Regions from separate parts of the Homo sapiens genome. Here all the other regions are linked to region 2. A link is a loop called in an ENCODE intact Hi-C map of the cell type or tissue named here. Cell type or tissue: PC-3. All regions are shown on one strand.

Evidence for each region. Peaks named below come from ENCODE experiments on the same cell type or tissue, not always from the same donor. Only the 100,000 strongest peaks of a DNase experiment are listed, where the experiment ranks them.
Region 1: a loop joins it to region 2, with 8 times the contacts of the local background. A loop is called at or near these places in 25 of 110 quality-filtered maps.
Region 3: it touches region 2 in a loop (4-fold over the local background); 5 of 110 quality-filtered maps call a loop at or near these places.
Region 4: it touches region 2 in a loop (5-fold over the local background); 4 of 110 quality-filtered maps call a loop at or near these places.
Region 5: it touches region 2 in a loop (2.2-fold over the local background); 2 of 110 quality-filtered maps call a loop at or near these places.
Region 6: it touches region 2 in a loop (20-fold over the local background); 2 of 110 quality-filtered maps call a loop at or near these places.
Region 7: it touches region 2 in a loop (4-fold over the local background); 11 of 110 quality-filtered maps call a loop at or near these places.

Annotation. Positions count from the first base shown.
Region 1 is chr3:30,595,366-30,599,365 of GRCh38, forward strand. No RefSeq gene overlaps it. Among named protein-coding and RNA genes, the nearest start is that of TGFBR2, 9.2 kb to the right of the region's middle. RefSeq lists enhancers at 1,796-2,295, 1,974-2,118 and a cis regulatory region at 2,039-2,052. In PC-3, no CTCF peak of the experiment used is centred here; DNase peaks (open chromatin) are centred at 936 and 2,076; H3K4me3 peaks cover 416 bases; H3K27ac peaks cover 2,839 bases.
Region 2 is chr3:30,355,936-30,359,935 of GRCh38, forward strand. It overlaps a transcript of LOC101927995 not described here. Among named protein-coding and RNA genes, the nearest start is that of LINC01985, 160 kb to the right of the region's middle. In PC-3, no CTCF peak of the experiment used is centred here; DNase peaks (open chromatin) are centred at 1,616, 2,076 and 3,126; H3K4me3 peaks cover 1,089 bases; H3K27ac peaks cover 3,825 bases.
Region 3 is chr3:30,110,649-30,114,648 of GRCh38, forward strand. No RefSeq gene overlaps it. Among named protein-coding and RNA genes, the nearest start is that of RBMS3-AS1, 180 kb to the left of the region's middle. In PC-3, a CTCF peak has its summit at 2,440 (motif pointing right); a DNase peak (open chromatin) is centred at 2,433.
Region 4 is chr3:30,543,254-30,547,253 of GRCh38, forward strand. No RefSeq gene overlaps it. Among named protein-coding and RNA genes, the nearest start is that of LINC01985, 26 kb to the left of the region's middle. In PC-3, no CTCF peak of the experiment used is centred here; a DNase peak (open chromatin) is centred at 1,688; H3K27ac peaks cover 3,335 bases.
Region 5 is chr3:30,040,926-30,044,925 of GRCh38, forward strand. No RefSeq gene overlaps it. Among named protein-coding and RNA genes, the nearest start is that of RBMS3-AS1, 110 kb to the left of the region's middle. In PC-3, CTCF peaks have their summits at 1,516 (motif pointing right) and 1,720; a DNase peak (open chromatin) is centred at 1,516.
Region 6 is chr3:30,746,250-30,750,249 of GRCh38, forward strand. All of the region lies in intron 14 of GADL1 (glutamate decarboxylase like 1), which reads right to left. Among named protein-coding and RNA genes, the nearest start is that of TGFBR2, 140 kb to the left of the region's middle. In PC-3, a CTCF peak has its summit at 1,947; DNase peaks (open chromatin) are centred at 1,902 and 3,202; H3K4me3 peaks cover 336 bases; H3K27ac peaks cover 829 bases.
Region 7 is chr3:30,509,373-30,513,372 of GRCh38, forward strand. No RefSeq gene overlaps it. Among named protein-coding and RNA genes, the nearest start is that of LINC01985, 7.5 kb to the right of the region's middle. In PC-3, no CTCF peak of the experiment used is centred here; DNase peaks (open chromatin) are centred at 1,449 and 2,389; H3K27ac peaks cover 1,941 bases.

The sequences.
Region 1 (4,000 bases), 240 kb after region 2:
AAATGTGCCTATGCCATATTCGTGGAAATGAAAGTCTGGCATGACTATCAAAAATAAATTGGACTCAGGAATGTTGAACAAATTGTTCAGGGTCACCCAGTTAGAAAGTGAAAAATCAAGAAAGAAATGAGTAATAGGCACTTTAGAGTGAAATGGTCTGAGTTTGGTTTCTAGATCTATCACTCATTCTAAATATTATTAGTAATTTTTTTTTTCCACAGGCCCCTTTGAGAATATGATAAAAGCTAAAATCTTCTCTTCTGAAAAACACACTTATGGCTGGGCATGGTGGCTCACGCCTGTAATCCCAGCACTTTGGGAGGCCGAGGCGGGTGATCATCTGAGGTCAAGAGTTCGAGACCAGCCTGGCCAACATGTTGAAACCCCTTCTCTACTAAAAATACAAAAATTAGCCGGGTGTGGTGGTGGGTGCCTGTAATCCCAGCTACTCGGGAGGCTGAGGCAGGAGAATCGTTTGAACCCAGGAGGCAGAGGTTGCAGTGAGCTGAGATTGTACCAATGCACCCCAGCCTAGGCAACAGGGTGAGACTCTGTCTAAAAAAAAAAAAGAAAGAAAGAAAGAAAAGAAAAGAAAAACATACTTATGCACATACATACAACAGTTTGCACTTCATTTGAGTTAATTCCATGAATTCTAGGTCAGGATCTCCTGTTTTGGAAAAAAGCATGTTGTAGGCTTGTATGTGAGGAAGAGAGAAGCCACATTTATAAGAACAGAGCAGAGAATCACATTCTGAAAGGGAGTTTGCTGGTTCAAGTGTGGCTCTCAGAACGAAGAGGCTCTGAGGACTTGAATGAGTAGAGGACAACCATAGGGGCATCATGGAGTGCCAAGAGCAGTGGTTTTACTAGAAGATGCCCGTCTTCATCCCCACTCACCGGAGGGATGACTCACCTGTGCAGGCAGCTCTGCCGGGCTCCTCTGTATGTGTAGATTATCATCTGTTAACTGATGATCACCATGCTGGATGTGCTATAGCAATGCCCTCAGGGCTCTCTGGCTCCAGAGCACTTCTGGACCCTTTCTGGATAGGAAGCAAATGATATTGCTTGGACTTTGCAAATGGACTTAAGCACACCAGTGTACCCTGAGCTGGGGACAGAGGTAAAAGACTAGCATAAAGTTTGACATATAGGACAACAGAAAAGAAAGGTTAAGAAGGCTATGAGGGCTACAGGAAAGAGCAGTCAGATAAACAATTTGTATTTTAGCATTTACTAGCTAGGTGGCCTTGGATAAGTCACTAATGTCTTTGAATATCAATGTCTTCACCTGTAAAATGTTGATAATAATATAAATAATAATTATAGATTAATAATTTCACATCATATAGTTTTTACATGTAGTGAAGAAGATCATACATGCAGAGACTCTTTGTGAATTGGAAAACACTATACCAATATTATTTTCTAGGTCTAGCTAGAGATTATATACTTCATCCAGGAGTAGAATTTTACGTACATAATTGTTACCTTTTGTAAGATATTTATGTAAAGGATTGATGTGAAAACGTATAACAATTCTATGGTAAAACCATGATCTAGTTTTCTCTACTTAGAGAAAAATGTCCTAGGGAACATGGGTACTCCCCATAGAGAAAAAATATGTTTCATTAGAGCAGATGGCTGAGGAGAAAAAAAGTAGAGCATAATAAAAGGTATCTATAAAATTAGTCAAAACACTGAGTGTTACAAAAATAGTTCAGTGTTTTAACTGTCTTTTAGGGGTTTGTTTTACACGTGGAGGCAAAATGATCATAAAAAATATCAAAGGCAACCTCTCTGAACTATTTTTTTCTGGAATTCTAAAGAACTGGCAGCATTCTGAGAGCCTTTAGGTGAGGAATGACTAAGTGAGAAACAGACAGTTCAGTTTTTTATAACTTAGAGACAAGCATTTACCATTCTAAACAATTCTAAACAATAACCAATGAGTCTATTGTCAGGTTCAGGAAGGAGGCAACCCTTTGAAATGCCTGAAGGTAAAAGTGGCACAGAGTGTTCAAATGATTCTGTTGGTTAATAATTAATATCCTCTGGAGACTTGCGCAAATGATTATGCAAGAGCACATATCACACTGTGCATTCCTAACCTCTGATACACTAAAGCATAAGTGTTTTGTTACCAAGTATTCTTTGCAATCTTTCTTAGCCATTAATCTAAAGTTTCTGCATTTAGAGAGCTGTTGTGAATTGACCAAAGTCAATTTGTCATTGACAAATATTTAGTTAGGTTTGGTAGATGGGAGGAGTTAGAAATGGATAAGAACTCAAGGTCTCCCCACATCCTTGCTATCCAGGTAACATTTAACAATAAAAATAAATCTCAGATTGAATTCCTCAACATGTACAAATTTTTATTAGCAAACCTGCATGGACCTCTTCTGTAAACTAAGTGAAGACTTTACTCTTGATCCTTCAGCATGCTGTGATAGTATTTTGCAGGAAATCACCACTTTAGAAAAATGTGAAAATTTTTGAGCAGTAGGATACAGTTAATCTGAGATCAAATGTCAGAATATTACAAAAATGGCTTAAGACAGGACTGGATACTTAGGGCTATGGCTCTACTGGAAAGGATGTAAGATTTTATGCCCTATTCATGTCACAGGAGGCATACCTGTACAATCCTGTAAGCCAGTCTTTATATTTTGAGCACAAATAATGGCCAAAATGAAAATGTATTTCTCACCTCCATTATGCAAATTAACAAAGCTTCTGGAGTTGAAAGAAGAATAGGATTGGCTGAAGCAATTCCAGAAGCTTTCCAGGGGTACAGCCTTTTGAGAAGACCTTTCCAAATGCTACAATATGTTTGAAATATTTATTTTTGATTAAGGTACAAAGTTTTTCCAGTAAATATCAAGTATTTATTGAATATAATTAATGCATATACATTGTATATGTTTTAAGATGTGTAATACCATTAATTTGAAGTACATGCCCATTAAACAGAACTCTTAAAAGTGCTAGTATCATCTTTTTTCTGATAGCAACCAAATAAATCCACCTTAAGGTAAATATTTTTAAGTCAATTAACCCTTATTGGTAAGTGGCTTTGTACTTTTGAGAAATGAATAATTAAAACAATTTGTTGTAATTAAAGAAATTGATTATGTTTGATGAAGTGTCTAGCTTCCAAGGTTTGTGTATAGTTTGTTTAATAACTATTAAACTAAGTGATTGTGGCACTTGGAATATAATGTCCAAATAGGAGTGTCATTATTTTTAAGGAAGCACATACTGAGTTTGACAAAAAGATTTAAAACGGTTTATTGTAATTTTCCTTCTTAAAAAATTAAGAATTCGAGATGAATGTTTTACCAGGATGAAATTTATGAATGTAACTACAAAGGATATAAAGTCTCTCTCTGGAAATGAAATCTGTCTTCATTTGTTTTTACCATTTTCACTTTTACAAAGCATTTTTCATCATTTTAAGAGGAAGTTCTGTGCAGGTGTTTAAATTCTGTGATGAGCATTATGAACCTCATTTTGTGGTCAGGCATTGTGGGCAATGCAGATTTTATTTCCTAAATTCACAACTTTCTAAGTCCCAATTTTTAAATATTACAAATTATAGAGTTTATTCATTGAACCATCCTCTTATTCACTAGTATTCATTGAGCAAAAAATATGGATCAGGCACAAGAAGCTAAAAATGCTAAAGACACAGTCCCTGCCTCAGTAAATCACAGCCTAGTTGGAGAGACTGAGAGGTGGCTGGTGTCATGGCAGCAGATGACAGAGTGGCTTAGAGCCTGGGCTCTGCAGCCAGTCGTATTGAGCCAGAATTCTGACTCTGCCATCTCTTAACCTCTCTCTGGTTCAGTTTCCCCACCTATAAAATGACTATGTATGATGCTATCTACCTCATAGGATTGTTGCGAGGACCAATGTCATTTATTCATACAAACACTCTGAATGTTGTATGGCATGTAGAGATAAATGTGCCAAACAATACATGTTGTCTAGAATT
Region 2 (4,000 bases):
CACCCTGCTGAGCAGAGCTTTTGTTGCACAAAGTGCTGGCAGCAAGGATGATCCTGAGAGGAGATTTGAAGTAGTGTCTCTCTCCTAGCAGCAATGTGCCTAGGAGAGGTAGGAACAAGGACTTCAAGGGCACTTCCAGGGAGAATGGTTACATAAAAACCTCAAAGTCTTTACGTCAGATTCATATTTTGCACCAAGGTGCAGGCTCTGATACTTTAAGAAAAAAAATTATGCGTAGTCAAAATTACCTAACAAAATATCCCAATTTCTGAATAGCTTTCAGTATCTTTCTAAGATAGCTCCATCTCTGACCTCCCTTTTTCCCCAGCATTAAAAAAATCATGCTTTCTTTAGCTGAGTACCAGAAAAGAGATTGTCAGCTTGCATTTATGGGCCATGTTATATATAAATATGTATATTATTTTAAAAATTAGAATCATAATTAGTACATCAAAATGTTCACACTATGGGAAATATGCTCACCCTAAAGCTTATACTTATTCACTGGAATGACAGGAGAAAACTAAGTTGACTTTCTCATTTGCTTTTTCTTTGCTGACCTCTAATAGCTGGGTTTTTGCGTTAAATGTTCACATTATGGAACTTCACTGTACCTACAGTAAACCCAATGTCCAACCTAACCAGGTCAGAACAACGAGCCAAATGGAAGGGACTGTGCCCAGTGGAGCTCTTTAGACCCTGAGACGAGGCAGAACCTCACAGTACAGCAGGTTCCAAGTCTCAGAGAAAGAAGAGTGTTCAGACAAGAGACAATCAGTCAGCATCTGGCTTGGGCATATGGCTCAAGGGGGTACAGATATCCACCTCAGAGAGTCCTGGCACTGGGTGTTTGATACTGTGACACTAGGTCTATATTTGAGCAGGAGGGTCACCAACCCCAGAGGACATTGTATACTAGAGCTAGGCAGGCCCCTGTGGGTTAACAGAACATCTTTAAATGAATTAGAATGAGGCAGTCCTTTGGCAGACACAGTCCTGCTACAAGGGGGCACAGCTTGGTAGCAGCATGTGGGTTGGATTCCTGCCTCCACTTGCCCACTTGGCCCAGTGCCTTTATAGAATGCTCAAACTGTACAGCACTACACAGAGGGCCTGACAAGATCAGCACAGAACGGGGAGTAATGGTCAAAGCCTGTTTTAATTTTCCTACTTGGCAAAGCTGGATTGGTCTTAGAGCTTGGGTCATCTGGGCACGTGGGGGCTGTAGAACTCTAAGCCAGCCAGCCAGGCTTCTCATGTGTGATGGGCTCGAGAACAATCCTTTAATCCCACCAAAAATCCCTGCAACAAGAAACACTGATTCTCCTTTTATTTAATTAAAGGACTGTTTTCTCATGAGTATTCTGCCTGATTTATGAATACCTATTGTTCAAAATGTAATTGCATATTCAGCACTGCTCAATGGAACGGGGACCGTTTGAGCTTATACTGTTTGCTTTACATTTTTAAAATCCTTTGTTTAGATGTGTATGATTCATTTCATTACGATGCACAAAATCAAGGCATTCCAGAAGGCATTCTATGGATACCCATAATTTTTAATCTTTGTCAAGATGTGCCAAGCCAGCCAGAACACAGCAAGGCTGACACAAAAGCCTTGAAATTTGAACAGACACTCAGGCAGTTGCCTTATGACTAAGTGAGGATGGGTCTCCAATTGCCCACAGCCTTCAGACATTTACCCAAAGAGAAGCAGATCTATTTTGAATGAATAGATCAGCACTGATTCATACCTTCAAACATTATTACACAATAGCAAACAGATACCTAAAAAAAAAATCTTGATGTCTTCCAGATACTCAGATATGTTTTAGAGTAAATTTTGCTGGTTTGCGAGAAAATTCTGCAGACAATGTCATGGGACCAGATCATTTCATTGGCTTTCACTAGGGCATTGGGAAGTGAATCTGTGAAATGCAGACATGGGTGAGTTCAAATAAAAGTTGTAGAGTCATAGCTTAATATTCAATATCACTCCATCTTCTTATCCTAACTCCGACATGATTTCTAATACTGTCCCTCGTTAAATCCCTAATACCCTGACATTTCAGCCAAAAGGAACTACTTACTCATTCTCCCCCACATGTAACCAGGGTGTCCCACACCCATGCTTTTGCCCATGTTATTTTCTTCTGCTCCATCTCAGTTCCCAAGGCAACTAGAGTGACAAAAATACCCAGGAGGCTAAGACTTAATTTACAATTGTAACACTACATTTAATAGTCATGAAGTAAGAATATTGGCCACACCTTAGCAACAACATAATCCTTTTATGTTGAGAGAGCCACAACATTCTTTTATTTTCTCTCAGCCAGTCATCCATAAATATTTATATAATACCTATTATATGCTAGGCACTGTTCTAGATACTGGAGACATAACAGTAAACAAAACCTAAAACCTCTTTATTCATAAAGGGTCCTAAATATCTCTTATTGTTTTACTGTGATAAGTACATCTGGTTTCCCATTTAACAGTAAAAAACACATAAAAATATGCAATTAACCTGAAATTACTCAATTAACACCCAGAAACTATTTGTAGTTGCCCTTTTGTTCACTATGTCTTTTTTAGAGGAGGAAATTTGTAGAATATTGTTCAAAGTTCTAATGCAATAGTTAACATTGCTTCCCATTGTCTGTAGGATAAACAGTTGCATTATTTTTAATTTAAAAACATGTTTTGATTTAAAAACTGAGTTTTTGAATATTTTTATCTATTCTTTTTCAAAATAAGGTCTTCTTGTTTGTTTTTTATTATAGCAGACATACAGAAAGTTACAGAAAACATAACTGTGCAGTTCAACGAACTATACAATGAATTTTTCAAAGCAAACACTCGCGTTACTACGACTCAGATCTAGAAAGACAATATTACCCAAACCTCCAGAAGTCCTGCTAGTATCTTTACCAGTCAAAGTACCTCAAAGTTACCCATGATCTAACTTTTTTTTTGGAGATTTAAGAGTTTTTTAAAATTAGCTCTATGAAATTGCTGAAGTTATAAATCAATTACTTTTTACTTGATGAATTTGGTAACTCTTTTGACAGACAGGAATCATGCCATTGACATTGCTCATAATATTAAACAAATGTAAGTCCATAAAATTCGTCATCTCCCCAGCATCTACTAGGTGTATGTTTTAGGTACAGGGATACGGCACATACTGCCTTACCAGACTTCTTTGTTATAATTATGAACCATATCAGTGATTCTCAACTCGAGCTAAATTTGCCACCCATGCCCCAGAGGACATATGCCAATGAACCATGATCTAATTTCTAACACAGTTAAATTGTACTTGGTTTTGAACTTTATATAAATGAAATTTTAAAATCTGTATTCTTCCATGTCTGGCTTCTTTTTTTCACTCAACATTATGTCTGTGAGATTTGTCTGTATTGTGGTGTGTACAATGAATATACTATAATTGATTTCTTTATTCTACTATTAATAAAATTTTCTGGTTCACCATAACAGTGATCATATAAAATTTCTCCTTTCAAATTCAATATCTACATACCGACCAGTTTTTATTGTTCTATTTACATTCTGATTTCCTGATTACTTCAATTAAAAAGATAAGTCTTTTGACTTGGATCTGTATTGCATGCCTTTGTACTTATAAAAGTATGCTCTGTGTGTGTGTGTGTGTGTGTGTGTGTGTGTGTGTGTGTGTGTGTGTTGTATTTTAACTACCCTAGATAAGGTACTTTACCAACCATCTTCTCTAAATGTAGTAAATTCTTCATCATATCATCAAATGCTTCTCAAAAGTCTCTTTACATGCCACATGTAAATAGTTCAGATTGATTAGAAATATGTTTCCACATGAAAGGGTGGTTATTTGTGGATATTTGTGGTTTCCAAATATCGTCTATTCTTGTCCACCCTTCAACAGACCTCCTGATTTTGTTGAGGCTGATCGCTAATCTTACATGTGTTTTGTCTTTTCATAATATTACCACCTATGGATGAG
Region 3 (4,000 bases), 250 kb before region 2:
ATGCGAAGTACCTTCAATGAACAAGATTACTGAGGAGTTTTCAAATAGTTGTCTAAGGCTTCTCTGCTCTGTGGTTAGAGCTTTGGGGGAAGGAAGGTTAATTCTGTTTAATCAACTTAACATCTTTATATTTTATTGTATTGAAAAATTTGTATAATTGCATTGGCATGTAAAATCATAACGGGAAATTATTATATTTTCTCCATACTTAAGAAAATGTCAATTATATCTAGGGTGGAATATAAGGGAAATGTGGTTACAGTGATAATGTGAGTCCTGTAAAGATTTGTGGTTCAAGATTAGATGTGTTTTTTTATGAAATGGCAGTTCTTATGTTACCGTGATATGCATTCCTAATGATCATGTCGCTTATCATCAGATTTATACCCCATTTTGTAAATTAATTTAATGAATATGTTTTTGCAGTAGCAGGAGGGGATTTGCAGTGATTTAACAACAATTTACAGGGCTCAGCAGTCTTAATAACCAGTAAATAGTAGACGCACTATAGTGTGGCAGGCACAATCTCAATCCACAAAACCAGACATGCAAGAAACAATGTTTTCTTTTTCTCAAATTCAATTTAAATTTTATTTTAAGCACCAATTTTACCTGGCACATTTTGGTGGAAAGTTGAATCACAATCGATTTGTGTTTTCTCCTCTCCAGGATTGCATCTGATTTCTGGAGTACTAATGTAATCTTAAAATGTTGGGAAAGTGATGTATTCTTTTACGCCATTTGTTGTTACTAGACCTTGCCCTTCCCTTGTAGAAGATAACATTACTACCTAACACAGTAATTCCTAAACCTTAACAGGTACAGAATCACCTAGAGGGCTTGTTAAAACACAGACTGCTGAGCCTCAACCCAAGAGTTTCCATTTCACTTGGCCTGGGGCAAGGCCTGAGAATTTGCCTTTCTAATAAGTTTCCAGAAGTTGCTGATGCTGGTGGTCCCGGACCACACTTTAAGGACCACTGGCCTTAAGATGAGATACTTGGATTCGGTATATTTTACTGAGAGCTAATCTAGTGCAAGGAAAGTCTTCGCCACGAGAAACCCCATTGTTTTGTATGAAACACTAACCAAATAAGAAACGTAATTCCAGAAGGATCTGTGCAGCAGAGGGAGAAGTGCATTTCAGGTTTTCAGCTTAAATGTACCTTAGGTCATAATTTTATTTTATTTTTTATCAGCTAGCTAGTTAGTTTTAGAAGCTAAACAAATCAGTAAAACATGACCAGGATAGAGAGAAAACCTTTGGTTTTCTTTTTATTTCTCTCTCTACTTACTCACAGAATGGATCATATGTCCTGTGTTCCATTAAGCAAAAATAGAAGTTTCGGTCAATGATTAGAACAAATGAAACTCATGTCATCACCTATTCCTGAATCTGAAGCAACCACTTCCAAATGTGCCATCTCATTTTGCTTAATATCAGAGCAAGTACTGGAAAAGTCTTGCATAGTACAGGTAAAATTAAAAAAATTTTGCTTTTTGGAACTTAACTTTTTTGGAGGTAGGGAACACTGGCCATCCTATCTGACTGTAAGCTCTTTCCTTTTTTTTTCCTTCCTTCCTTCCTCTTTCTTTCTCTTTCTTTTTCTTTCTTTCTTTCTTTCTTTCTTTCTTTCTTTCTTTCTTTCTCTCTCTCTCTCTTTCTTTCTTTCTTTCTTTCTTTTCTTTTTCTTTCTTCCTTTCTTTCTCCTCTCTCCTCTCCTGTCCTCTCTTATTCTCTGCAATCCATATGCTCCATATCTTATAATTGCTTTGGTGAGATTTCTGTGGAATCTGTTAGGTCTATATTGTGTAGTTTACTGGTTTTAAGTACTTTTTCCTTTGAGGTATTCTGTTTGGAAGGCAAATAAGAGAAAGTGGAACCAATAGTACAACTGCTTAATAATGAAAAGTGATAAAATATTACTTTGAAATAAGGAACTAGACTTCCCCTTAGACTCACACACACACACCCCTACGCTGGAGTTCCTTAGTGCTCAGTCCTAGGTCCCCTTCTCACTCTATTTGGGCTTGTCTTAAAGCTTGGTGATCATATGTATCATATGACTTTATTTCCAAAAAAAATGACAGAATTTCTAGCAACCATGTGTTCCAGAAAGCAAATTTATTAATGCAGATGAAAACTGGCTTTGAAGTTATACACTTAGGTTAAATTCCTGGCTATATTCAAATATATATTTCTGGCCATATTCAAACTATGTGAACCTGGGCATCACTTGATTTTTCTTTGCTTTAGTAAAGTGGGATGATAATTCCTGTCTCCCAGGGTGTGGGGATTGGTAACATATGTAAAGCATTTATCACAGCACCTGCACAAATACTCAACAAATTATAGTTGCTATTACTCTACATATTCTGTTGCCTTTTCTTGCTTCTTTTCATCTCCATAGATAAAAATCTTCTTTTTTTCTGGCCACTAGGTGGAGAAAGCAAGCCTTCTACAGTAATTGAATTAAACAACAAGGCCAAATACCACAGACATTTAAGGGAGAGAAAAACAATTTTTCTTCTTCCTCTTTTTCAAAACTTTGGATGGCATGAACAGGCAAACTGCAGAGATGCTTTGAGTAGTTCACAATTAAAGTGTTTGTGTTGTAAGTGTGGTCATGCCTTGAAGCACTAGATTTCACTCAGGGAAGGTCCTAGCCAAATCATAAAATTCAAAAAGTTTGCTTCCTAGCACCTTCTCATTCTCCATGTCGTATTCTCTTCTCACCTTCATTTCAAGCAGGCACCAGGCCAGTATTCTTTTCTTTCTAAGTTATTCTATAGCACTGATTCCCAGGGATATTTGAATTTTAAAATAAAATTCCTTGATAAGTTACCTTTCTTTAACCTGTAATAAAAGATTAATGAGAATTCATTGGACCTACTTCATCGAGCTATTTTGAGGATCATTTAGTTAATATGTGTACAATCTCATTGTAATGTTGAAGTTCATATTAATGAAAAATTCAATTTATATTGAAGATCCCAAAGCTCTTCAGTTAGAATGAAAGGAACCACTATCACAGAATTAGCATGACATTTGCATGCAAGGGTCTCCTGAAATCACACAGACAGGTGGACTTCTAGCTGGCCAAATTTGCAACTTTTATCTCAATAGTTTTTTCCAAAGTGAGTTTGCTATGTATTAAAATATTGTATCTAGTTATTTCACATACCAGATATTAAGAGTGTAAGAATCCTTTTCTGATACTTTCTCTCAAAGTTTTGCCCTTAATGAAACAAGATAAGAAGCCCAAAAGATTCTTGCAAAAGAAACTAGGTTACGAGGGGCTGAGGTAATATGAAAAGACATAGTTGAAACGGATCTGTATTTATGAATATTTGCATGCATTTCAAACAAACGAAATGCTCCTGAAGGTTATCCACATTCACCACTCTATCCCCACCCAATACTGAGTCTATAGGCATTTAGATAAAGATGTTGCCTCTCCCTGAATCATACACTCAGGCATTGATCCAAGCTCCATATTATTCTCCTTATTTCTCCCTGTCATCTGGTTTCCAAAGTCTTTTTTCATCTGTTTTCATACTATATTTATCTTCTCAGCATCAGCCCTTCAGATGAACAACTATTTGGAAAGTTAACCCATTCTATATGTTAGCATCTCCCCTGGAATTGTCTTATCAGCCCTAAAAATTACAGCTACCACCTTTATTCCTGATCCAAACTTCAAAATTCCATATTATTCCAGGAAAGTACCCATGATCCCTTTGTATTTGAGAGTGCTGAGAAGAGAACATTGAAAGATTTTTAATATTTATCCATACTTTTACTTAACAAGCACAAAATTTTCTTTTTGTTAAGGAAAATACCCAAGTTGCTTACCAAATATTCAGTTTATAATTGATGTAATTTTATTGCACAAAATTATCATCTCGTACTTTAAAAATAGTAGTCATGTTTGCCTTTCCACTGGTGTTGTTCACTAGTACTTTTGTTGTTGTTTTGGTTTTCCTGTGTTATTTAAGG
Region 4 (4,000 bases), 190 kb after region 2:
AAGCATAGTACAGACAGAACAAGTGGAAAAAGAATTCCATGGAGAGTCTGTGAAGACGGAAGCGTTTATTTCTAATGGAATGAGATCCCACAGGTTACAACAAAAAGCCTGAGGAGGAGATCAGGAGGGCAGGGAAGAAGCTCTGGGAAGGTATCTGAGAAAAGAGCTGGCCAAAGAGGCCCACATTATTATGGGTGGCTAAAACAGACATAGGAGTGTCATGTCAAATTATAAATAATTTGATTGAGACATGGTTTTTTACTTAGGTAGTACAGGGTTCTAAATCCAAGCAGAAGCAGAGGCCTGATGACCCCACAATCTATGGTCCTGTACTATATAGCCTTTGGCCTACATTCAGAGCTTGAAATGGAACCAGGACAAGGAACAGCTCTGGGACTGTGGAAGTCCTTTGCAGGGGCAGACTCTCTGTCCAGGTGTTAGAGAGATTTTTAAAATTATCTCCTTTCTGTTAGCAGCAGTCTTCAATGGCGGAGGCATGTCCTCAATATATAGCCCTCGGTTATTTATGACGGTTAACTTAGATCAAAGGACCTGCAGCCCAAAGGCCAAATCAGATCCACTGCTCATTTTTGTAAACAAAGCTTCATTGAAATAGAGTCACAACCATTCATTCAATATCATCTCTGGCTGCTTCAGTGCCACAATGGCAGAGCTGAATAACTGTACAAAGACCGTATGGCCCACAAAGTCTCAAATACAGTATTTCGTATCTGGCTTTTGAGAGAAAAAGTTTGCCAACTCCTAATTTGGGTAGACTACATAAAACACAGAATACAATATCTAGCACATAGTAAGTGCTAACAAATTACACTCGTTTTTGTTTTTATTTTTTAAGTCAAACCTTGATTACCAACATCTTTGTTATTGGCAATTTGATTTTAGACACTCTGGGGAAACCATTCATCCTTGCTAATTTACATGTTGTTGGTGGTAAAATTTACACAACTCTCCATTTTATCTAAAGCCTTGTATGTATAATTTCAGCCATATGGATTTTATGTGTGTGGAGATCATGGCTAATTCAACCATATGGAGATTATTTTAACTTAAAGGCATTAAAAACCAACTGATGATCTCATCTCTTATATATGCAATTATAATAAGAGTCAAAATGCCAGGACAAATGAATTTAAAGGGTGTTTTTAATCACTAATACTGAGCATAAAAATGGAAGTAAAAGTGAGATTCAATTTAAGATATAATATTAAAGGTTGTCACATTATGAAAATTAAAAATATGCTAAAATAGCAAAAGAAAACAAAGCAAGCCTCATGGATCCTATAACCTATTCTCTACTGACCTTAAGCCCATAGTTGAAAGTCTTCAGCATTAAAATTAAAATCCAGTGATATGGTAATACACTAAATGTTAATCCAAATCATGTTTAGAGTTTGGTGGAAAGAAATTTCTCCTGGAGAATATAGGCAATATACCTATTAATATATTTGGTAAAATTTGGCAGAGATTTGCTAGAGAATGTAATTTGAGAATAGGCAGATAGAGTACCATAAAAAAAGTACCAAAGAGTATCTTCTTAAATAAAAGGTAGTCACAGCACAATCCCTCTGCAAGGAGGCTTCAGTGTTGAGCTCAGATATTGATGGAAAAGGAAATGACTAATTTGGGAAAGTCTGTTTGTGTTGTGTTCAATCCTTAGCATCCTGGAGGGTCAGAAGAGTTCACGTCTCATAAAGTCTCAGGCCTTTGCCAAGATCATAATTGAAGTAGTCATAGGTTGTTTTCAGTGCCTGGCCAGCTCCTCTTAGCACTTATTTACATGTTTATGAAGTTTTTCCCGTTCTTCACAGTGATGCTGATGATGAAAATGTTCCCTATCTGCACTATGCAATGTGGTAATCCCTACCCACGTGTGGCTACTGAGCACTTGAAATGTGGCTAGTGCAACTGAGGAACTAGATTTTTAATCTGATTCACTTTTCATTGATTGAAATTTAAGTGTGTATTTGAATAGCCACATGTAGTAGCAACTACCATATGGGACATCACAAGTTTTAAATTGAATAGGTTTCTGATTATCTTCAGAACAAAGAAAAGTGTTGGGGATTTTCTTTTTCCACAAATGACATTAATTATTGTTCAAAGGTGTCCTTAACTAGGTAGAAGACCCACCCGATCCGACCTGCTACACTCTGTACCTTTCACTATTCTCCCATCCTTCAAAATATACTTACCAATGTCTCATTTCTGAAACTCTTTTCTTCCAATCACTTACCTAATAAATTAACACCGTAAAAGATAGCCAAAAAAAAGCACAAAATGTCAAGAAACAGTGCCCTCTTCTAAAGACATTTTTAAGTCTAAAGATAAACATAGTAAGTTTATAAGAAAAAATAAATTTATGCAGGTGGGGCAGGAGCAGAGGGTACATGGAAAATCTATGTACCTTCCTCCCAATTTTGCTGAGAACCTAAACCTGCTCTAAAAAATTAAGTTTTGTAAAATCAATCAATTAATTAATCAATCAGGTTAGGATAGGATAGGAAAAATTCATTTAGAAATTATGGAAAATCCTTACAATATAATATTAGTAAGATCAAATATATATAAAATATAATTCCAATTTTGTTTATTTATGTGTACAATCCTTAGGTGTCCAGGTTATTGGATAAAACAAAAGTGTTATGATTTTATAAAAGGAGACACAAGAGTAGAAGGACAAAGCTGACTCTTTCATAGGAGAACTGGAAAATATGTAAAATGGAAGGAAGACTGATATAACCCTAGATTTAGTTATTATTTCATCTGTCTACATGGTAATGCAATAAAAAATTGTGTCAACCCCATCTATGGCTGAAGTAAGTATTGTCCACAAATCTACCATAATCTTTTCAATGAGCTTGCTGACTCATAGATGAGGAAATTATATTCTTTTTCTCTGTTTCAGTTTTTCCATCTCGAATGGAAATCAAACACCTGAGCGACCTCCCTATGACTGAGAATTGTGTGGGGCCATCCTGCAAATTCTCACCAAGCAGTTTTGAGTGGAAAATGGTTGCATCTTTAAAGGGTTTTAAAGAGTAGAATGTGCTTTCCCCCACATGGCGTAATTTTTACCCCATTCGCACATTTTTATTTTAGAGCAATTGCCACATTTCAACAAGTAATTGGAAAGAACTGGTCCACATTTCTCTACTCAGGGCTTAGCTACGTTACCGTTTTGCTTCCAGGTAGTGCTTGCGTTACTCATTCTCATTCTGATAATAAAAAGTGACTTCTCCAACCACTAAGTTGAACCTTGGGAGAGAGAAAGCTGCATATTTTTATAAAAGAAAAAGGCTCACTCCTTTTTATTTTACATGAGTTCCACTTAACCCACCTAAAATCCACCTTGAATCCCAAAGGTATTTTACCTCAGCTACCTTGTTGCTACTTATTTGCTGTCATGTTCTATTTTCAGTTGACTATATTCTGAATACTTTTCAAATTTATATAATTAAAATTTTTTTCAATAAAATTCTTAAGATAAACGAAAAATTAAATTAACATTTGACATGTACATAGGAAAAAGATATTTTAGTTTTGGGGGACACCAATAGCAATAATTGTCATAAAGATATGTTTTGATGAACTTAATATCAACAGAGAAATAAATATCGATAAAAGCTAGTGCCTTATTTAGAGCTCACACACTTTTACAAACTCTTTGAGGTGACACAATAAAAGACAAAAGTGTACTACAACTTTCTTTTTTAATTACCAATGACAGAAAGATGAAAAGGGAAAAGTTACATAGGACGAGGGAAGTGGAAAACACTTGTCAAAAAAGTAAAGTCCACATAATACTTTAGTCCACAAATCATGTGCTGAGAAATAAAAATAAGATCCTAAGCCCTTCAACTGACTAAACACAGACTCCCTCTTGGCCAAGGCACTGCAGAGAAATGTTCTGATTCCTTGCCATGAGGGGATGGGAGATTAGACACACCTCAGTATGCCCCTTCCTTATTAACTTTTAACC
Region 5 (4,000 bases), 320 kb before region 2:
CCCTGAATACCAAGAGCGAGTTCTGAAATTGAGGCAGTAATATATAGCCTACCAACCAAAAAAAGCCCAGAAAAAGACAGATTTACAGCTGAATTCCACCAGAGGTAGAAAGAGGAGCAGGTACCATTTCCTCTGAAATTATTCTAAACAATTGAAAAGAAAGGACTCCTCCCTAACTCATTTTATGATGCCAGCATCATCCTGATACCAAAACCTGGCAGAGATACAACAACAATAAAAGAAAACTTCAGGCCAATATTCCTAATGAACATCAATGTAAAAATCTTCAATAAAATACAGGCAAATGGAATCCAGCAGCACATCAAAAAGCTCATCCACCATGATCAAGTTAGTTTTATCCCCGGATGCAAGGCTGGTTCAACATATGAAAATCAATAAATGTAATTTATCGTAAACAGAACTAAAAACAAAAACCACGATCATCTTGATGGACACAGAAAAGGCCTTCGATAAAATTCAACATCCCTTCATATTAAAAACTCTCAATAAACTAGGTTTTGAAGGAACATACCTCAAAATAATAAGAGCCATATAGGACAAACCCACAGTCAATATCATACTGAATTGGCAAAAGCTAGAAACATTCCCTTTGAAAATCAGCACAAGACAAGATTGCCCTCTCTCACCACTCCTATTCAACATAGTATTCGAAGTTCTGGCCAGGGCAATCAGGCAAGAGAAAGAAATAGAAGTTACTCAAATAGGAAGAGAGGAAGTCAAATTGTCTGTTTACAGATGACATAATCCTCTATCTAGAAAACCCCATTGTCTCAGTCCAAAAGCTTCTTAAGTTGATAAGCAACTTCAGCGTAGTCTCAGGATACAAAATCAACGTGCAAAAATCACAAGCATTCCTATATACCAACAACTGACAAGCAGAGAGCCAAATCATGAATGAACTCCCATTAACAGTATTATTTATGAATAGGGCCCAAACCTACAATGGTTGTGAAAATGGGCAAACATGCTGCAAATCAAGCTTGCATTCACAATAGGTCTCATTTTTGGTGGTGGTGTTATTTTACTTGTTTGTTTGTACAACATCATTTCCAATGATTCCATTTAAGTAGGCATTTCTCTTACTGGTAGTAAATTTTAGATTATGTGGTTAAAAACACCAAACAAGTCATAAGACTAAGTTATCAAAGACAAAGTTTAGAAATGTTACTACTTCTAAAACTATGGAATTGGGAATTACCAGAATTCTTTTTAATAATTTTTTTTAAAGCACACCTCAAAAATGTATCTATAGAAGCCTCAAATTCTGAACAAATCAACATAGGATGAATATTCAAAAGTAGGGGACTTTCTATTCATTGAAAAATCAAAACAAAACACACACACGCACACACACCCCCCAAAACAGCTGGCATTACACTTCATGGAAGTCTTTCAAATCCTAGGACACATCTGTCTAAAATGAATCTAGATTTCTTTGAACATTGACACTTGGTTTTAAGGATTAAGAGACACGATAGTGATTCTGTTCCACCAGAGGGCACCACAGACTACAATCCAGCAAGCGTGCTTGTGGGTCTGGGTACATAAACTCAATAATTTAAAGCAGCTACTTCTAGGCTTTGCATTTTTCTAACATAGAGAGATTTTTAACTTCAACAATGAGTATTATTGATTTTTCAATAAGGTAGGATTTATTTTAAACACATTAATTTCACTATACACTTCTGAAATTTTTACCCCCACATGGAAAACAAACAAAAATAAAATGGAAACAGTAGCTTAATCTTACATGTATATGTGTACTTCCATGAGGTTATTTATTTCCAAGTCCGGTAATGGAAAGCTGTTTTAGATACAGTAACTCTATGACAAAGTCCACCTAAAATTTTGCCTCTTGGGATTCATCTGGGAAAAGTATTTGGAATTTGTGGGTTCTGTAGAACAGGTTCTAATATCCAAGGAAACTACAAGAAGCAAGGCTTTCCCCTCCAGATGTTTCTTAGCACTAGAAATAAAATGTGTCCTTCCATTTCCAACTCAGTAGGGCTTTGAGAAACTCCTGCCGCCTTCAGCACAGAGGATGCCCCAGCCCATCGCCTATTGAAAATCCAGGCTTTGCCTCAAATCTCTGACAATCAAATGCTTTCAAGCTATTCTTTAGTTTGCTTCAAATGCTGGGCCTATAAAGACAGATTTACTTATATTCCCTTTGTACTCTGAGGAGCAAATTTTATCAGCTGAAAGCTCGCTTGCAGTCTCCTTTGAGTGTTCAGTAAGCCAAACTGCTTGTGAAGTATAACCCCCATGACTGCTTTCCACAGACTGATTAGGACTGAAATAGTGAATTTGAAAATGCAGCACCAGTTGAAATTCATGGGCTGACAGAGGATCACAGCTGATCATAATTTCTCATGTGAAAATGTGATTTCCCTCCCCCTGTTTCCTCTTGGTAAGCTGCTGAAAAGTATTAAGTGAGTTTCCTAGCCTGTGGTCAGGGATGTCTGCACTTGTGCTGCTGGGGAGACACAATTAGGAGGAACAAAGGTATCAGAACTCCAGGCTCTGACTTTTTAGGCTTACCAAGAGATAGCTTTCAGGCCTATGAACTGATGAATCCTATACCAAGGGGTGCAGGAGGAGGGAAGCAAATACTCTTAAACAGCTTAAGCCTCTCCCCTAGTTTAATATATTTTCCACAATCACTTTGGATAACAACATGATCTTGTATCTAATGCTATCTCACAGACAACACAGCTTTGAGGCTGAGTGGTCATCGAAATCCTGAAAGCGCCCTCCCACCTTCCCGGAGACTCTGGATAGTTACCCTAATTGTTTCTATTTTTATATAGCAATTAACAAATTACTAAAATTTGTTAAGAGAGTAAGTCCGAATGTTAAATGTTGCTACCAAAAAAACTGAAACAAAGGAATATAAGAAAAATAAATATTTTATAATTTTAAAAAATTATTAAACCATTTAAATATATAACTAAATGGATATTCCACAGAGCATTTAATTACTTTGTTAGCAAACATAATTTTTCTTCTGGCTCCCCTCCCCTTTCCCACAATATCATGTTTTTCTTATTCTAATCCTGCCCAATGCTACACTATTTTACATTTTCTACAAAATCTAAATCCTCCCCTTACAAAATTTAATTTTATGAGAATTCCTGCCTGCTACATGTTTGAGCGATTTAATGGGGAACATGGCCTCTCACACTGGGGCCCCAGATTAACGTAAATAGTAAATAGAATTGGCAAGTTGTAATTGATAATTCAAAACTCTTGGTATGGGCATTCAGTCTGAGTAAAGCAGTATATTCTTTTGCACTGGAATTACAGAAAACCAGTGTGCTTACATTGATCAGAATCTATTTGGTAATTAAGTGTTTCTGACTCATATAAATAGGAAACGAAATGGTTACTAAGAAAATATATGGAGTTCTCCATCACCCATTCATCCCTACTCTTCTAATTGCTCTCTGGCCCTCCTTCCCTTCAAAGTATTTAAGGATTTGAAAGAGATGTTTGTTATTCATTCATACTTCTCATTTCCCACTTTCTCCACAACCCCCAGAGATTGATTCCTGCTTCCAAACCTACTTAATCCTTGTATGTGAAAGCTACCAATGACTTTCTAGTTGCCAAGATCAACATAGAAAAGTTTTCCTGTCCAAATTCGATTTGCCTTTCTCTAACATCTGGCATCATAGAGTTTCTTCCTTCACTGATTCTCTCATCTGATTTAACTTTCTGTCTCTGGTTGTTTCCTCTCTGCCTCTTCCTTCCTCCTTTGCATATGTTTACACATTCTCTTGGGTTCCATGCCAATTCTTTCTTAGTCTATGCGCCCCCTAAATCACCTAATCCTGACTTCAACTACCATTTAAGTAATGACATTATTGAACGTTTTCTCTCGTTCAGATTTCTAATTCAGCTGGACATTTCTGTCTCCTGAATTTCCCCACCAGGAGGTCTGGAGTGGAGAAAATGCTATGTGTCCACCTAAACCTTT
Region 6 (4,000 bases), 390 kb after region 2:
CCCAAAGTGCTGAAATTATAGGCATGAGCCACTGCACCCAGCCTCCATTTCTTCTCCATTGTTAAAATTACACACTTTAAGGTACCACTCACTGCAGACCTACTGAGCCTCCAGTCTCTAAGAAGTTGTTTCTAGAAATACAATTTTTACCAAATTTTCCCATGATTTTAATGTGAAACCAAGTATAAGACCCTCCTTATTAAAGGAACATGAAGAACATGAGAGATGCTAATAGTCATCACCATCAATATTTTCACAGGGGCATAAAAAACAGCACTAGGGCTGTGATAAGGGTAATAAGGTGACAGGTGCACCAGGTGAGACAGGTGATGGGGTGATAAGGTGACAGGTGGGCCAACAATTGTTAGGAGGAGTTTTCTTCTCTTTTTACTTTGTACCTTTCCTTTAGCTAAGAACAGTGTCTAATCCTGGGCCATCAGATTTCTTACACACAGAAATGCCAACACATAAAAGTGACATATAAGTTGGAGATGCAAGAAAACAATGGACATTAAGATAATTGACAATAAAAATTTCCATTAAAATAATTGAAAATAGTGAACCAGATCTATCATATCTACAAAATTATTGTCTATAAATTCAATGTTGTATTTTGGTGTTCCTGATGGCCAGCAATGCAGGGGAGTGAAAATGAGATATGAGAGTTTAAGCATTAAAGGGCAGAAGGATACTGAGAAATCCCTCAGTGAAACAACGCAATTTAGGCCAGGAATTTTCCACTCTTTATCCTCACAGGCCCTTTTTGGTACCTTGTGTAATTATAGCAGACATATAGGGATGTCTCTGCAACATGGTGCCTGTCAGGTTCCTGCGTTTTTCTTTTTGCCTCTCAGATGATTTTTACTATCACAGGCCTGGGGAAAGTGATTTGCACATGAAGCATTTTAGCAGACCAATCAATTAGAATCAGCCTTTTTCTGTTTATGTCAACAGCCAAATGATCGTGAGAATACCCAGGCCATTTGTTACCTCCCAGGGATTTAGCATCCAGCACCTTGGGTTGTCTGAAGTTCTTTCCAGGGAGCTGCCTCCAGACCTTAGACACACCACGAGAAAATGTCTCCTTGGCTACTGACAATAATGAATCAACTGCATAAATATATCTGTCAAAATGATGGTGCATTTGTCTATCTGAATACTAGAGAAGGAAGGGTAGGAGAGAGTGAAAGAAAGGTGGAATTGAGTAGAGTCTGACACCTCACAAACTTAGCAATTTTGGTAAAGGATAAATTCACATCTACCCATACATTTCTTTGGACATCTGTGCAGAATCCTCAAATCCAATTTCTTTGGAAAAGACAGTCTCCAATATATTTTCTGAATCAAATGGATTTTTAGTTTGTTTGTTTGTTTGTTTGCTTTTAAAGTTAATTTATAATTTCCTTTGAAATGAAGACTGTAGACATGGCCATATCTAAGAGAATATGAATGAAAGATTTAAATAGGGGCATTCATGGTCAATCCACTTCCTTTGTTTATCCTATCCTGTAAATATTTTCAGTCTACTACCCATCTGTCACTCCATTCTCCTGATTCCAGCTCTTATCAGGATTGTGGCCTGTGGTTTAACTGACTGCCTTTGCCAGAGAGTTAAAACGAGTCTGTTCCTGATTCACAGCACCAGCTAGATCACTAGGGCCACTAATGATGAGTTTAGCAAAACTCCCTGCCAATAACATGAAACCATTCAATGGCTGAAAAATGCTTCCTGTCTGAATTAACCCCCCAAATATTTACAAGTACAGCCTACAAAAAAATTCAACAGCATGCAAACTTAATTACTCAACAGTGATGAAAAGTCCACTTATTCTTGAAGCCAGAGAAGGGAAGTTAGGTGAGTTAGAAAGGGATGACTTGGTGTTTTCTCACCTTCCTCCTGGACCAAATCAATGGCATAGACACTATGGATTGATTTGGAACACCATCTAGTGAAGGATATGAGGAAGCGCATGGACGTAGAAAATCCCACATCAACTCCTGGTTCGATTCATTTAACATTTCCTTTAGACTATTTTAAATGGTTCTGAAATGAATAAGGATGTAATTTTTTTAAGTTATGAAAAAAACAAAACAGAATGACCAGTGTGTACTCCAGCACTGACCAGATTCAGCTAATGAGTCCACTTGCCTCTTTTTCTCTTAGCACTTCCCCACTGACTACAGTAAGGATGTAAGAAACACCCCCATAGAGTTGATACAATCAAGTTTCCTTCTGCCGGAATGTCAGCATCTGGAATGGCACCAAAGGATTTGAGAAGAATGATGCCAGGACACCAGATTTTCAAACAAGCATCTATCAGCCATGGTATTTTTCAGTTAAACAATATATGTGTAAGAGGCTTTAGCTATCAAAAAATTTAAACATTTTCTGGAACTCAATAGCTTTTATCGTCAGAAAATCGGTACCAACAGCACCTATTTCACAGTGTGCTGCACACAAAAAACATTCAATAAATATAATATTGTTCAATAACTAGAGGTGGCAGCTAGAATTTTTAACCTGGGAAGAAAGCTGAATATAATTCAACCGTTACATTTTGAATTCTTCTATATAAAACTGTGTCCTCAATTTATTTATTTATTTATTGAACTTCTCAACTCCACATTTCAATGTCTTACCCCTTGGGATGTTGATCCATGTGCTGTTAGCACTGAATAAATATTATATGACTGCCTCTAAACTTCCCACAGAGGGAAAAAAAGACAAAGCAAAACAACAACACAATCCCTCACATTCAATGTTGTGGTTCTTTTACTATAATTATCAATTCCCGAATCAATCTTGCCTTCATGTACCCTAGTCTGACTTTCAGGAAACCTCACTGCACTGTTCCTGATTGGAATCTTGCTTTGTGTTTTCTAGCGGTTGCTCTGAAGTCACATGGTCAGCCTGCCATTTGGGGTATCATAGTTTCTGTGAGTAATTGATTCTATCCAGTCTTAAATGGAAATAAATGCTGTGTTTGTATTGCTCAGCATGTTAAATTTTCCTTTTAGGTGAAGCAGAAAAGGTTACATAAGGTCTGAAAGCCTCAATCATAGGCCACTAGGAACACAGTGACCTCCCATTACACTCTTGGTCTTCTCTCTAAAATCAGAAGAAAAGAAGACTGGCCAGAATGCTGGAGTGTCTCTCACTTTCTCTTTTCAACTCTTCTATTGTTTGAACAATGACTAATTAGCTGTCACTATCTTTAATCCAGCAATGTACTGACTAACTCATGCCTATTTTTAGCAACAGGTGAATCTTAGGACATTTCTTCAAGAAGCCAGCACTTTAGACTAATGGGACCTACTTTGATCTTAGAGAACAGAACAGTTTTCAAACATTCCAACTGTGCTTCCCTGATTTTGTGTGTCTGTGTTTGTGGTCCTTGAAATAATAGAGAAGGAAGGTTTTTACCTAGCAACACATTTTCAATCTGCTAGGCAACACCTGAGAAGCACCTGAAGGCAGGCAGAAGTCCTCTACTGAGTGGTTTCATTCGCCCCAGCTGAACAGCTGACACGAGCTCCCGAGGCACTCTACTGAGGATAATTAGACTTATACTCAGGGACCGGCAATAAAACATGAAAACAACTATGATATAAAATGAAATGGGCTATCTGTCATAACTGAAGAATAAACTGTGATGGAGATTTAAATCAGGGTATTCTACAGCCAATGATGAGGGCCAATGGAAAAGAGTGCTTTGGGCAGGAGGTTTTGTACTTTAGACAAAGGTCAGATTTTGCTGTCATTCAATCAGCTGTGTGTTGTGTAGGCAACTTATTATCATTCAGGTTACAGTACAAGAATTTACAAGTGACTCCTCCTCCTCTTTCTCCTTCTTCATCAAAGTAAATTAGAAAATACTGCAGATTATCCCCATATAATATTCCTCTCACTCTTGCTCTGAAATATTTTAATGAATGGGACAGAAGGCGCTAAAATTACAATCAGAAGAGCACATAACTGGAGATGCTGGTTTCTTACAAA
Region 7 (4,000 bases), 150 kb after region 2:
ATTTTGTTCCTTTTAATGGCCAAGTAGTATTTCATGGTGTCTATCTATCTATATACATCTATATGATATCTATCATATATATATCTATCTATATACATATATATGGTATCTATCATATATGATATATCTATACATATATATGATATCTATCATATATGATATATCTATATACATATATATCATATATATCTATATACATATGTAATCTATCTATATACATATATATGATATACATATATATGAGATACATTTATACATATATATGTTATATATAATATCACATTTTCTTATCCACTCATTAGTCAATGGGCACTTAGGTTGGTTCCACATCTTTGTGATTGTGAATTGTCCTGCCATAAACATAAATTTGCAAGTGTCTTTTTCATAAAATGACTTCTTTCCCTTTGAGTGGATAGCCAGTAGTGGGATTGCTGAATCCAATGGTAGATCTACTTTTAACTCTTTAAGGAATCTCCATACTGTTTTCCAAATAGGGTATGCTAATACACATTCCCACCAGCAGTGTATAAATGTTTCCTTCTCCCCAAATTCACACCAACATCTATGTGTTTTGACTTTTTAATAATGGCTATTCTTACCAGTATAAGGTGGTATCTCATTGTGGTTTTAATTTGCATTTCCCTGATGATTAGTGATGTTGAGCATTTTTTCATTTGTTTATTGGCCATTTGTATATCTTTTTTTTAAGACAGAATCTTGCTCTGTCACCCAGGCTGGAGTGCAGTGGAGTGATCTCGGCTCACTGCGACCTCCGCCTCCTGGGTTCAAGCGATTCTCCTGCCTCAGCCTCCCGAGTAGTTGGGACTACAGGTGCATGCCACCATAGCAGGCTAATTTTTTGTATTTTTAGTAGAGATGGGGTTTCACCGTGTTAGCCAGGATGGCCTCTATCTCCTGATCTCATGACCCAACCGCCTCAGCCTCCCAAAGTGCTAGGATAACAGGTGTGAGCCACTGCACCTGGCTTTGTATATCTTCTTTTGAGAATTATCTATTCATGTCCTTTGCCCACTTTTTAATAGGATTATTTGGTATTTTTCTTGCTGATTTTTTTGAGTTCAGGCAGATATATTATCTTTAATTTAATTATTTATTATTGGATTTTGTAATGTTTTCCAATTTCATCATTAAAACCAATGCTGTAAGAAAAAAAGTTTTATTGCATTCCAGAAAATATAGAGCTGCTGCATTCTTTATAATAGCTCCCCAATTTTGCACTCTGTGCATTTTTTGTAACTTAAGAGTTAGTAATCTTCAAAAGAAGAATGACATACTGAAGACCCCTTGCCCCTGAGGTTTTCGCAGCAGGGAGGAATTACAGAAGTGGAACATAGATCTGTAGGCTAATATATTGTTCTTTGCATTCCTAATTTGTTAAGCAATCTTCTAGATCGCATTATATAATAGTAACCTTCTGCTATGACAAATAATACAACAATGTTCATACTGTTCGCTATTGTATGGATGTCATTTCTTACATAGAGAAGTATATTATTTCTAGAAATTGAGTCATCATGGGGTCAAACTGTATGTCATTTTTAACACAAAAAACAAGCTTCTGATTTTTCTCCATAAAAAGATCTAACCATTTACACTCCTATACAGCAATGTGAAAGAGGTGCGTAGAGTCAAACTATATAGTAAGAAAGATAAAAATTGTTACCTCGATGATTTTAATTTGAATTTATCTTATTACAAACAAAAATGCACATTTTATTATTATTTAAGAATCACTTGTATTTCATTCATCTCTAAACTATCAGTTTTTGTCTATTGGGTTTTCCTTTTTCTATTCATTCATAGAAATTTGGTTATGTGCTGCAAAAACACACACATTTACACAAACACGTATATTAAGTTTTTATTTGTGCTTTGAAAATAGTGTTTTGTGACCTGTAATGTTTTACATGTAGTTTAAGAGAATGCCATTCTTTTTTTGGGGGGTGGGGGACGGAGTTTCGCTCTTGTTGCCCAGGCTAGAGAGCAATGGCACGATCTCGGCTCACTGCAACCTCCACCTCCCAGGTTCAAGCTATTCTCCTGCCTCAGCCTCCCTAGTAGCTGGGATTATAGGAATGTGCCACCACACCCGGCTCATTTTTTTTGTATTTTTAGTAGAGACAGGGTTTCCCCATGTTGGTCAGTCTGGTCTCGAACTCCTGACCTCAGGTTATCTGCCCGCCTCGGCCTCCCAGAGTACTGGGATTACAAGCCTGAGCCACCACACCCGACCGAGAATGCCATTCTTATACACATTTATTGCATACAGTACATTACTGTGGTTAAATACATCCTTCCCTCCTATTTCCTTCCGCCCACCTCTTTCTTCATTCTTTCCACCAGCAAATATTGAAGAATGGCTAAATGACAAGCTTCCTCACTTCAAGTCTAGTCTCTTCTTTGCTATCTCAGATTGTGTAATACATCCTATTGCAACATTTCGGGAATGTGGAATGAGACAGCACCAAGAAAGATCCAGGCCGAGGTCTGCAAGAGCAGTATCTGAGAGCTTCAGCACAAATGCACTACAAAATAATAGGTAAAATCATTGGAAACCAAAGTCAAAGGAGGCAGTAATATGATTCATAAAGTAAAAATCTTCAAACATTTATTTCAATCTTTCTTCATTTACAAACAATTCTTCTCCCTCTCGTTCTCTGTCTCTCTCTGCCTCTGTGTGTGTCTCTCTCTCCCTCTCTCTCCTTCTTGCTCCTGCTCCCTCTCTCTGTCTCCTTCCCTCCTTGCATTGTTTCAAATCTGACTTGAAGAACAGGACATAATTAATTTTCAACTTTTAAATCTTCCTCTTCAACCTGAAGCAAAACTTCATAATGCACTTTTGAGTATATGAAGATTAAAATAACATCAAATGAAAATCAAGAAGGGGAGGCTATGAAGTCAAAAGTCATACTTGCCATGGACAAAGTGCATAGATAATTATATGCTGGGTGAATATGGGGAGTGAGAAATGATATATTTTTGAAATGTCTCGTCATTTTAAAAACAGTATTCTACATTTTTTAAAAAATCTGAGAAACCAGGTAAATTGGGAAGGCTACCTAAATATGTCACCCTAAATTATTTGCTGGTCACTTTTATTCATTCCAAGTTCGTAGATGTGTTTCTGATTAAAGCTGGTTTCCTCATACAGACACACACACACACAAATACGCACACACACACATATATATATATACATATATACACAAATACAGTTCATCTGTGGAAAAACTAAGACTGAAATGAAATATGTATCATGAAAGTAATACATATTTGGTGATGGCAGAGGTCAAAAAACTAGGATAACTCTGGAGTATGTTGTTATCGCTAAGAAACTTTTTTAAAAGGAGAAAGCCTACTTTTTTACTATGAGCAGTGGTCAGTAAAGGCTTTTGGTAAAGGGCCAGATAGTAAATATTTTCAGATTTAAAGACTCTGCCAAAAACAACCATAGATGAGATGTAAATAAATGGGTATGGCAGTGTTTCAATAAAACATTATTTCAAGAAACAGGTTGCAAGCTGGATTTAGCCTATGGGTCATAGTTTACTGGCCCCTGATGTAGAAAGTAAGTAATTTTTTTGGGTGGGGGGCACGGACAGGGTCTTGCTCTGAGATCAGGTGTAGTAACCAGATCTCAACTCACTGCAACCTCTGCTTTGGCCTAAAGCCATCCTCCCACCTCATTGTCTCAAATAGCTGGGACTACAAGCGCGTGCCACCATGCCCAGCTAATTTTTGTATTTTTGCACAGATAGAATTTTGTTATTGCACCCAGCAGCTAAATGATTATTTAAATGATGTTTGTTTGCAATATATATATCTACGCTGGATATTTTCTGTTTGACTCTCCACATGCACTTACCATCCTTCTCCATCCTGCTTTCTGTAGGGAAAGTTGGCTTATATGGACCCATCATTTCACAATCTAATTCCCTGGCTTCTGTTTAAGTTCAGCCAAGAGGAGACATTGTTAGAA